Linked DNA regions of Homo sapiens: region 1 is linked to region 2. The links are chromatin contacts, found by Hi-C or POLR2A ChIA-PET in ENCODE. All regions are on one chromosome and are shown on one strand. Each heading gives the region's core, a stretch centred on a gene start or an enhancer-like site at or near the end of the contact. The rest is flanking DNA. Distances are from core to core; before and after follow the strand shown. Region 1 holds the start of TMOD1 (tropomodulin 1). Region 2 holds the start of XPA (XPA, DNA damage recognition and repair factor).

Region 1 (4,592 bases), core at 1,184-3,683, 200 kb after region 2:
GCCTGCTGCAATACCCTGGTCTAAGTCACTCATGATCCCTGCCAATCCTGATGGTCTTTTCCCAGTCCTCATCCCCCTACTCCTGTCTCTCCACAGCAAGTGACACTGCCCACCTCTGTCCTCCCTTGGCACCTGGGAAAGCCACTGTCTCTCACTCCTTCCCCAGCTCCTCCTTACAGGATGGGTCATGCTAGAAAGGCTTCCAAGGAAGACTCTAAGCCCTCTCCACTCCAGGTCCACTAGAGACCACCTTGTCTGCCCCCTCATTGCTCAAGGTTCCTCTGAGTGGGTGGCAGAGTTGGGGCTGGAGCCAGATATCCTAACCTCCAGGCCAGTCCACCTCCCATTGCTCAGAGCTGCCACACCTACTTTGTGTTTTCTGTTTTTGCTGAGCTGCAAGAAAACGCCCTACCCTGAAGGAGGGAGAAGGTGTGAGACCCTGATAAGGTGGGGCGGAGGCTATTTTTAGAGGACACTGGCTTTCATCTTAGGCTGGGAGAAACTCAAGGGTCAATGACTCTCTAAAACACGGGTTTGTAAGACTAGCTCATTAAAGATAATACACCAAAGTGACAGTATTCTTGTTTTCACTCTGCCTGTTGGTTGTGTGGCTCTAACTGATGGAAACTTTATTATCTGACTCCATTTCCCGTTAATTCTTTTTTCTGTAAGTCTTTGAGATGGCTTTAGAAAAAAACACATAACAGAAAGTAAAGTAGAAGCAAAAAGGAAACTTCAGGATGAGGGCGCTATTGTCCAGACAAGGTAAAGTCCAGAACAGCAGCAGATTCAAGAAGAGGGGGCATTGATCGGGTGCTCCCAGAGCTCCCGGACCTGCCTGAGCAGTGGGAAGGGTGCGGAAAGAGATGGGAAAGGCTGGGAGACTGCAGAACTTCTGGCGTGACCGGCCCTGTGTGACCTTGAGCAGGGGGCTCTGCGGCCCTGCACAGAGGACAAAATGGCAGTCACCTCTGGAAGAAAGATGGGGTGGGGGCCCTAGGGGTTCTCACGCTGAGGGCCCAGCACCTGGGTTCAGGGTCTGGTTCTGCGATTCAGACACGGAGGAGCTTGGGCCAGGTCGTCTCCGAGAGTCTGAGGGCATAGGGCGAGGGCTGGAGACAGGGTCTGTAATAGTAGCGGTGGGTGAAGGGTGTAGGAGGGGGCGGCGCTGCGCAGGTTGGAGGACGCATCATAGGCCCGATATAGACCGGGAAACTGTGGCCAGGGAGCGGCTGTACTGGAACCACTGCCCCTGCCCAGCTCATCGCATCTGAAGCTGCGTGGCTCACAGGCTGCTTTGCCGGCTACGGAGCAGAGAGATGCCCATAGGCACCCCAAAAGTGCACTTCCTAGGGTTGTACGGCTTAGGATATCCGACGGCCTTAGTGAGTCCCAGGATACGATCGAGTCTGGGGCAGTCAGTCTCCGATTTCTGCAGCGTCTCCGCATGTGCGCGGCTGGGACCCCAGCGTCCCAGGCCCGGAGAGGGTGAACAGGTGTGGGGAGCGCAGGCGGCCAAGAGCGCGCCCTGCAGCTCTCAGGGCTTGGGCTCCCAGCTCCATCGCGGCTACCAAACCTCGCCCCTACAAATGGGAGACTGAGATCCAGAAACAAGAGGGGGATTGCCAAGGCCATGCCGAGAGCCGGCGACAACCTGGGGCTCCCGCCTCCAAGCTCTTTCCAGCTCCACTTGGCCGCGTAGCGCGTGTCGTGGTGCTTTAAACCTTGTCTCTCCCAGTTTGGGAAACTTCACCTGCCCCAAACACTCTCAGCGCGAACCTGGGATCCACGTCCAGTCGAGCCTTTACTCCCCCACTCCCACCCCCAGACTCTTGCAGGCGGAGAAGAGGCCGCGCCCCCGAGCCCAGCTCCGGCTGGCACCTGTACCCAGCTGAGCACCCCGCGGGCTCAGAGCCCCGCCGCGCTGGAGTCCTGCGGGTGGCGGGGGCGCCCCTCCGCCAGGACCCCAGCCCGGGGCGCCGTCTCCTCCAGAACCCCGGGTCCTTCTCGCGTTCACAGACGCGGTGCGGAGGTCCAGAGCGGAGGGCGCCCTGGCCAGGGCTGCGCGCGCGGGGAGGCGGGGACGGGAGCGCTGGGCTCGGAACCCCGAGACCCGGGCTCCCTAGCCCCAGAGGCAACCCGAGGCGGCAGCTATTTATAGAGGGAGCCACGCTCAGTCCCTCTTGGCGGCGGCGGCGACAGCTGAATATTTTGCCCAGATATGGCTGAGGCCCCGGAGCGGGGGCAGGGAGCCCCGCGAGCGCGAGGGGGACCCCAGGCGGGGTGGGGGCTTACCCGGACGCAGAGCTGTGGGGCCGGCGCGGACGCGGGCTGCGGAACAGGCGCGGGCGGCGGGCAGATGGACGCGGGCGGAGGCCGCGGTGCTCCGGCGGGCAGCGGGCGGGCGAGCGCAGCGCGGGGCTGGACGAGCTCCCGGGCGGCCGCGGGCGGGCGGGAGCTGTGGGCTCGGGGGTGGGAGCCAGGGGCGGGCCCGGCTCGGCTGTCACCGCGCCCCGCCCCGCCCGCCGCCGGCTCCCTCCTTCCCCCCCCCTCCACTCGGGGGCGCCCGGGCGCAGCGCACTTCCCCGTCGGGACGCGGCCCTGGGCCGGGAGCGCAGGGGAGTCGGGCTGCAGCCGAGCGAGCGCGGGCCCCTGCCTGGGTCTCCTCCGCTTCCCCGCTGGTACCAGGAAGAGTTTGAGCGACGGTAGAGTTATGTGGGAAAAGGTGGGCAGATTTGCATTCCTGTGGGGTTTAGAATTTAAGATTTTGAGAATCTGAAGTCCCCAGAAGTGATGGACCAAAGCCAGCTAAGCAGCTGCTGCACCTTCACCTCTGATTGAAGCGCCGCTCCGTCCGTTTCCCAGCAGCGCGGCCAGGTGGGCTCTGAGCCGCAAGCTTTAACCGCGATCGTTTTGTCTACACGTAGTTCCAACACGCAATCGAATACATTCTCTCTACACTGAGAGCGAGTGGAGTGTCTAAAATACTGATTTTAAATGACCACAACAAAAAGACCCAAGTTCTTAAAAGGCTTTTTTTTTTTTTTTTTTTTTTCAGAACAAACCACTTTAGGTGGTTTATTCCAAATACAATTTTAAGTGTTTTAATAAACAAATGTCTCATGCAAAGGAATTTATATAGAAATAGGAAAACGTCTTATTTTGGATTATTATGGGAAAGCTTTTGGTAGGGTAGACCTTAATAAAATCAGCTCTTAATCCTGATGTATAGATTATTAATGAGAAACACTCATTAACCAAATTTTGTTTCTCAAGAAAATGAATTTCTCTAAAGTCCTCACAATGAGAACGCTCTTTTCAAGGGGTATATGCCATACATTTAAAAATAAGCAGTGATCTAATATTTCAGATTATTTTAAAACATTTTTGTTGTGAATCGAACATATAAGAACATACAACATAAGTTATGTTGTATGTGTAAACAAAATAAATGTGCAGCTTCATGACTTTTTACAACGTGAACACCTGTGCAACCAGTCACTCAGAGAACATTGCCTACAGCCCAGAAGCCAACCTGTCCCTCCTGGGTCCCAACTCCCTTCTAAAGATGATCACTTTCTTGACCCTTACGGTGATCATGTCCTTGTTTTTTTTCTTCCCTCTGTAGTATGTCTTCATTTGTTCAAATCTGTTGTTAATCTGTGGTTTTATGCAGCTGTAGTTTTTCACTGTATGAATATGCCACAGTTTAAAAAAAAATCCATTTGACTATTAATGGGCATTTAGGTTGTTTCCAGGTTTTAGCTATTACAAATAGTGCTGCTGCGAACATTCCTTGCCAGAATCCTCCTGTCCACGCGCACAGCCTGCTGTTGGAAGTGCTGGGTGATAGAGAAAGCCTAACCTCAACTTCGGCAGAGATAAGCCTGAACTCTTCCAAAGTTATAGTACCATTGTACAGTGCAGTTTCCCATCTTCAACAACACTTGAAGTTACAAAAATTGAAACACTTTAGAAATTCTGATATGTGAGTAATGGTATCTCATTGAGGTTCAAACTTGCATTTCCCTATATCCTAATGTGTTGAGTATCACTTCATATTTATTGGCCAGTTGGATTTGTTTTGTGAATTGTTCAGATTTATTGTCCATTTTTCTTCTGGATAGTCCTGTGTATTGAATAGATTCAATGGTGTGTGTATCCTCAGTTATATTCCACTCTTTTGCCTTTTCACCTTATTAACGTATTTTGATAAACAGGTGTTCTTAAATACAGTCTGGCAATCTTTTCCCTTATTGGCAGCACTCTGTGTCCTGTTTAAGAACTCTTTCCTGTTCCTGGGTTATAAAGTTATCTTCCTATGTTATCTTCCCACCTTAGCCTTTCATGTTTAGGTTTTTTGTTTGTTTGTTTTTGTTTTTGTTTTTGAGATAGAGTCTTGCGCTTTGTTGGCCAGGCTGGAGTAAAGTGGTGTGATCACGGCTCATTGCAGCCTCAACCTCCTGGGCTCAAGCCAACCCCTTAACCCCCACATCAGCCCCTCAAAGTGCTGGGATTACAGGCATGAGCCACCATGCCCAGCTATTTAAAAAAATGTTTTTTGTAGAGATAGGGGACTTGCTATATTGCCC
Region 2 (4,323 bases), core at 1,366-3,865:
CACATCCAAGAATGCAATTAACTGATAAGATACTGTGGCAAGCTATATCCACAGTCCCCAAGAATTCATCTGTTTGATAACGCCCAAAGCCCTGCATCTATAACCTTGTAATAGTCTTAAAGCCCCTGCATCTGGAACTGTTTACTTTCCTGTAACCATTTATCCTTTTAACTTTTTGACTACTTAACTTCTGTAAAATTGTTTTAACTAGACGACCCCCCCTTTCTAAACCAAGGTATAAAAGTTAATCAAGCCCCTTCCTCGGGGCCGAGAGAATTTTGAGCGTTAGCCGTCTCTCGGTCGCCGGCTAATAAAGGACTCTTAATTCATCTCAAAGTGTGGCGTTTTTTTAACTCGCTCGGGTACAACACTTTTACTTCCTCTTCGTGGTTCTTCTTCATGAAGAGCAGCTCCTCCTTGAGAGCTTCGATCTCTGTCTCCAGCTGCAGCCGAGTGACACTGGTGTCATCAGTGACCTCCGGAGCCCATGGATGTGGCTCTCCACAGACTGGCGCATGGCCAGCTCTGTCTCATACTTGACTCTAAAGTCATCAGCAGCAAGACCAGCATTGTCAATCTGCAGAACAATGCAGGCATTGTCCACAGTATTTGTGAAGATCTGAGTCCTCAGGCCCTCAATGGTCTTGAAGTAATGGCTCATCTCTGACCTGGGGTCCCTTCTTCTACAGGTGCTCCTGGATTTTACTCTCCAGCTTCCAGTTCTTGGCCTCCAGGCTCCTCATTCTGTCCAGGTAGGAGGCCAGGCAGTTGTTCAGGTTTTGCACGGTCTCCTTCTTGTTCTGGATGCCTCTCATTCCTGCCAGACCCCTGGCCATCCCCGCGGCCAGGCCCCCGGAACCCATGCTGCTCAGGTAGCTGGTGGAGCGGGACATGGAGATCCGGGAACCAGAGCCCCCGTGCCTGTACAGACGCTGGCTATGCTGCTGACCAGCCGGACACCGTAGCTGGGTGCCTGGACAGAACCCAGGGACCGGTAGTTGGTGGAGAAGGTGGAGCGAGTGGTGAAGCTTATGCTGTCCAGGGAGGAGAGTGAGAGGACAGGACTCAGGCTTTGCCGACGACTTTAATTTTTTTTTGAGACAAGATGTTATTGTGTTGCCCAGGCTGGAGTGTAGTGGTGCCATCACAGCTCACTGCAGCCTTGACCTCCTGAGATGGGTTCTTGTTACATTGCCCAGGTTGGTCTTGAACTCCTGGTCTCAAGCAATCCTCCTGTGTTGGCCTCCCAAAGGGCTGGGATTACAGACATGAGCCACTGCACCTTGCCAATTATTATTATTTTTTAATAGTGACAGGGTCTCACTGTGTTGCCTCAGCTTGTCTTGAACTCATGACCTCAAGTCATCCTCCTGCCTTGGCCTCCCAAACTGTTGAGATTACAGGTGTGAACCACTGTGCCCAGCCTAGTTTTTAATTTTAATGAAGTCCAGCTTTTTTTCTTTTGTTGCTTGTGCTTTTGATGTTATGGAATTTGAAATAGTTTCACCTGGGCAAGATTGATGGGTAGGGAGAAAGAAGGATCTGAGGGGAAGGGAGATGGGGATGGCTTGAGATTCTATCTCCAATTCAACCTAAGATTTCAGCAGGTAACTGCTTTATACGAGGTTTTGCAGCTTTATGTATATATGACCGATAAATTAGAACACTGAATTGTGTTTCTGAAAGGTTAACCATTGAACATTAGTGGGAAACATCAGTGTGTGAGGTTGTCTTTCTAAAAGCCAGTCCTAAATGGTACATGTAGTAATTAGAAGTTAATGTTTTCTGGTTTCAATTAAGCATTATTTGTAACAAAGGGAAAGCATACATTTTTGGGAAAGCCTGCTATGTTTCTTTTGTTACACTAGCCACACTTTTGGGAAGTCAGGATATTTGGCCCAGATCCAAACCCACTGTCTACCTGGCAGTAGCTCATCCTCACTGAAGGAATATTCCATGGGAAAGATAGCCAACCTTATGCATATCAGCCTTGGAGCAAGTCCTGCATTTGCCTGAGGTCACACAGCAAGTTAACTGGGAGTTTCAACCCAGGTCTTCTCATTTTAAATCTAAGGCTGTGTCTCTAGGCCGTGTATCCAACATAAAATCAGGACTATCATCTGTTGGGCTCTATGACTGGCACTACTACTACTCACTGTTACCATTTTTTGAGGTCTTCTACGTGCCAGGTTATTGTCCTGGCAATCTAATCCTCCCAAAGACTCGGTAAATGGTTCCATAATTATCCTCATTTTACCACTGAAGAAACTGAACTCTGGTTAAATAACTTGCCCAAGGTCACACAGACTTTAACTGTCAAGAGCTCAGACTTAACCCAGGCCTGACTCCAAAGCCTATACTCTGAATCACCAAGCGAGACCTATTTTAAAGGTGACCAGGTCGTGAGATATGATCTCAGCACGGACCCTTCTCCCGGATGACAAGAGAGCAGGTAGTTAGGCGGGTACTCCGTGTCCGCGCATACCCAGACTCCGCCCAGCGCCCGGGCAGGCCACCCCGAGCCCCTTAACTGCGCAGGCGCTCTCACTCAGAAAGGCCGCTGGGTGCGGGGAGCGCAGAGGCGGTGCAGGGCGGCTGGCTCGCCTCGGCGTGCAGTGCGCGTGCGTGGAGCTGGGAGCTAGGTCCTCGGAGTGGGCCAGAGATGGCGGCGGCCGACGGGGCTTTGCCGGAGGCGGCGGCTTTAGAGCAACCCGCGGAGCTGCCTGCCTCGGTGCGGGCGAGTATCGAGCGGAAGCGGCAGCGGGCACTGATGCTGCGCCAGGCCCGGCTGGCTGCCCGGCCCTACTCGGCGACGGCGGCTGCGGCTACTGGAGGTTTGGGCCGCGTCCGCGCTTTCCCCTTCCCTCTCCCCGCCTCCCCGGTCCCCAGACTGGCTCGTGCAAGCCGAGTCCCGGGGCCCGGGGGTCGCGTCAACTCCGCTGGCGTATGTGTGCAGATTCTCCCCGAGTCGGAGAGGGAATCCGCCCAGCCAGCCGCCTTGTCAAAGCGTCCTGTCCACGACCACAGAGCGTTCCTCTGTCGCACGCGGGCCTCCTGACCCCCAGCCCCGGGCCTTCTTCGCTGCACCTCGGCTGCTGGCAGCTTCGATTTTTCGTTTAGGGATGCAGCCGCCCCGGCCGGGAGGTGTCAGCCACTGCCAGGTGTCAGGGCCTCAGCTGTCCCGGAAAGAGGAGTTAGACTAGTTCTTGATTCTGGCCTCTATACCTAGAACTAGTTGATGGAAGAGGCAGATCTTGGTGTTTGTTAGGGAGAGCTTTCAACAATTAGAGTTGCCAAAAGTGCAATGGATTGCTTCTCATGAGCTTCCCGTTACTAGAAGCGCTCAAATAGGAACTGGAAGAACGCTTACTTATGTGGAGGAGAGGAGATTCAGCAATCAGAATCTCCTACTCAGCAATCAGAAGAAGGGACTGGATAGTAAACCTTTAAGATTCTAATCCATAGATTCCATGAGTCTATTTCTTGGACATGTGACCTCTGCGATTTCTTGGCAAAAACTAGTTGCTCAAAACGTGTTTATTGATTGAAGTAAATTAAGGACTGATCTCTCATTGCAGATTATTCTCTTATAGAATTTGCCACTGGGGTCAACTAATAATCTTTAACAGGATACTTAAAATATAGTTTGGTTGACAGGCAGTTCTTCAGGGCTGCCTCTATAACATGAAGTACATGTGTTCCTAAAGCTCTATACTGCCCTTTGTCGAGCACAGTTTAGAGCTGTATTACTCTTTTTTATCAGCCAGATGTAGTGAGAGTGAGAAGAGTCTGAGGCTGGCAGCATGTCTTGATGTTCATACTAACACCGAAACTGCAAATTCCAGCTACTTTTGATGGTACTGGTCTCATCCTTTCTACTTTATAGTGGTTACCTTTTATTCCTTTCTAAACTTGAGGCACGCTAGAGTCAGACAGAAAGTTCATTTGCACTGATTAATTCATAGTCATGATTCCATAAAGGTTTCCAGGTCTACGACATGGCTGTGGAACGGAAGGTGCAAAATAGCAAAAACTGACATTAAATTAAACTTTTGATCATGGAAAGCAAGGTAGAATGAACATTCTTTAAGATTTCTTAGGCAGTTCCCCAAGAACTGAACTGTATTGTAGCATTGTGTACAACCCACCATGTTTCAAGAGTTAGGTAAGTGCTGAGATTTTTATCTTTGTGACACTTTTATTTCATGGTACTATACAATTTTCTTTTTCTCTGTGTGCCATGACATATGCCATGAAAGACTGAAAAAACTTGCTTAGAATACGAAGAGTGGTGCTAAGGTCCTGGGGAAACAGCAAGGCATA

Evidence for each region. A loop is a pair of places that touch in the nucleus more often than their neighbours do. ChIA-PET counts read pairs that join two places held with the same protein, here RNA polymerase II (POLR2A). Pooled maps may share reads with other maps.
Region 1: a pooled map shows a loop between it and region 2 (4-fold over the local background). The contact joins the promoter of TMOD1 here to the promoter of XPA in region 2. A Hi-C loop is called at or near these places in 5 of 50 pooled maps. POLR2A ChIA-PET finds 5 or more read pairs at or near these places in 2 of 52 experiments (GM10248 and GM12878).

Annotation. Positions count from the first base shown.
Region 1 is chr9:97,499,507-97,504,098 of GRCh38, reverse strand. It overlaps TMOD1 (tropomodulin 1), which reads right to left and starts at 2,433. Exons shown (of 10, transcript NM_003275.4): 1 at 2,296-2,433. RefSeq lists a cis regulatory region at 430-447, an enhancer at 366-510 and a silencer at 1,897-2,616.
Region 2 is chr9:97,695,632-97,699,954 of GRCh38, reverse strand. XPA (XPA, DNA damage recognition and repair factor) reads left to right here and starts at 2,615. Exons shown (of 6, transcript NM_000380.4): 1 at 2,615-2,834. The coding sequence starts at 2,663. PTCSC2 (papillary thyroid carcinoma susceptibility candidate 2) reads left to right here. Exons shown (of 11, transcript NR_147055.1): 11 at 1-330. It also overlaps the pseudogene KRT18P13. RefSeq lists a silencer at 2,454-2,553 and enhancers at 3,104-3,153, 3,164-3,223.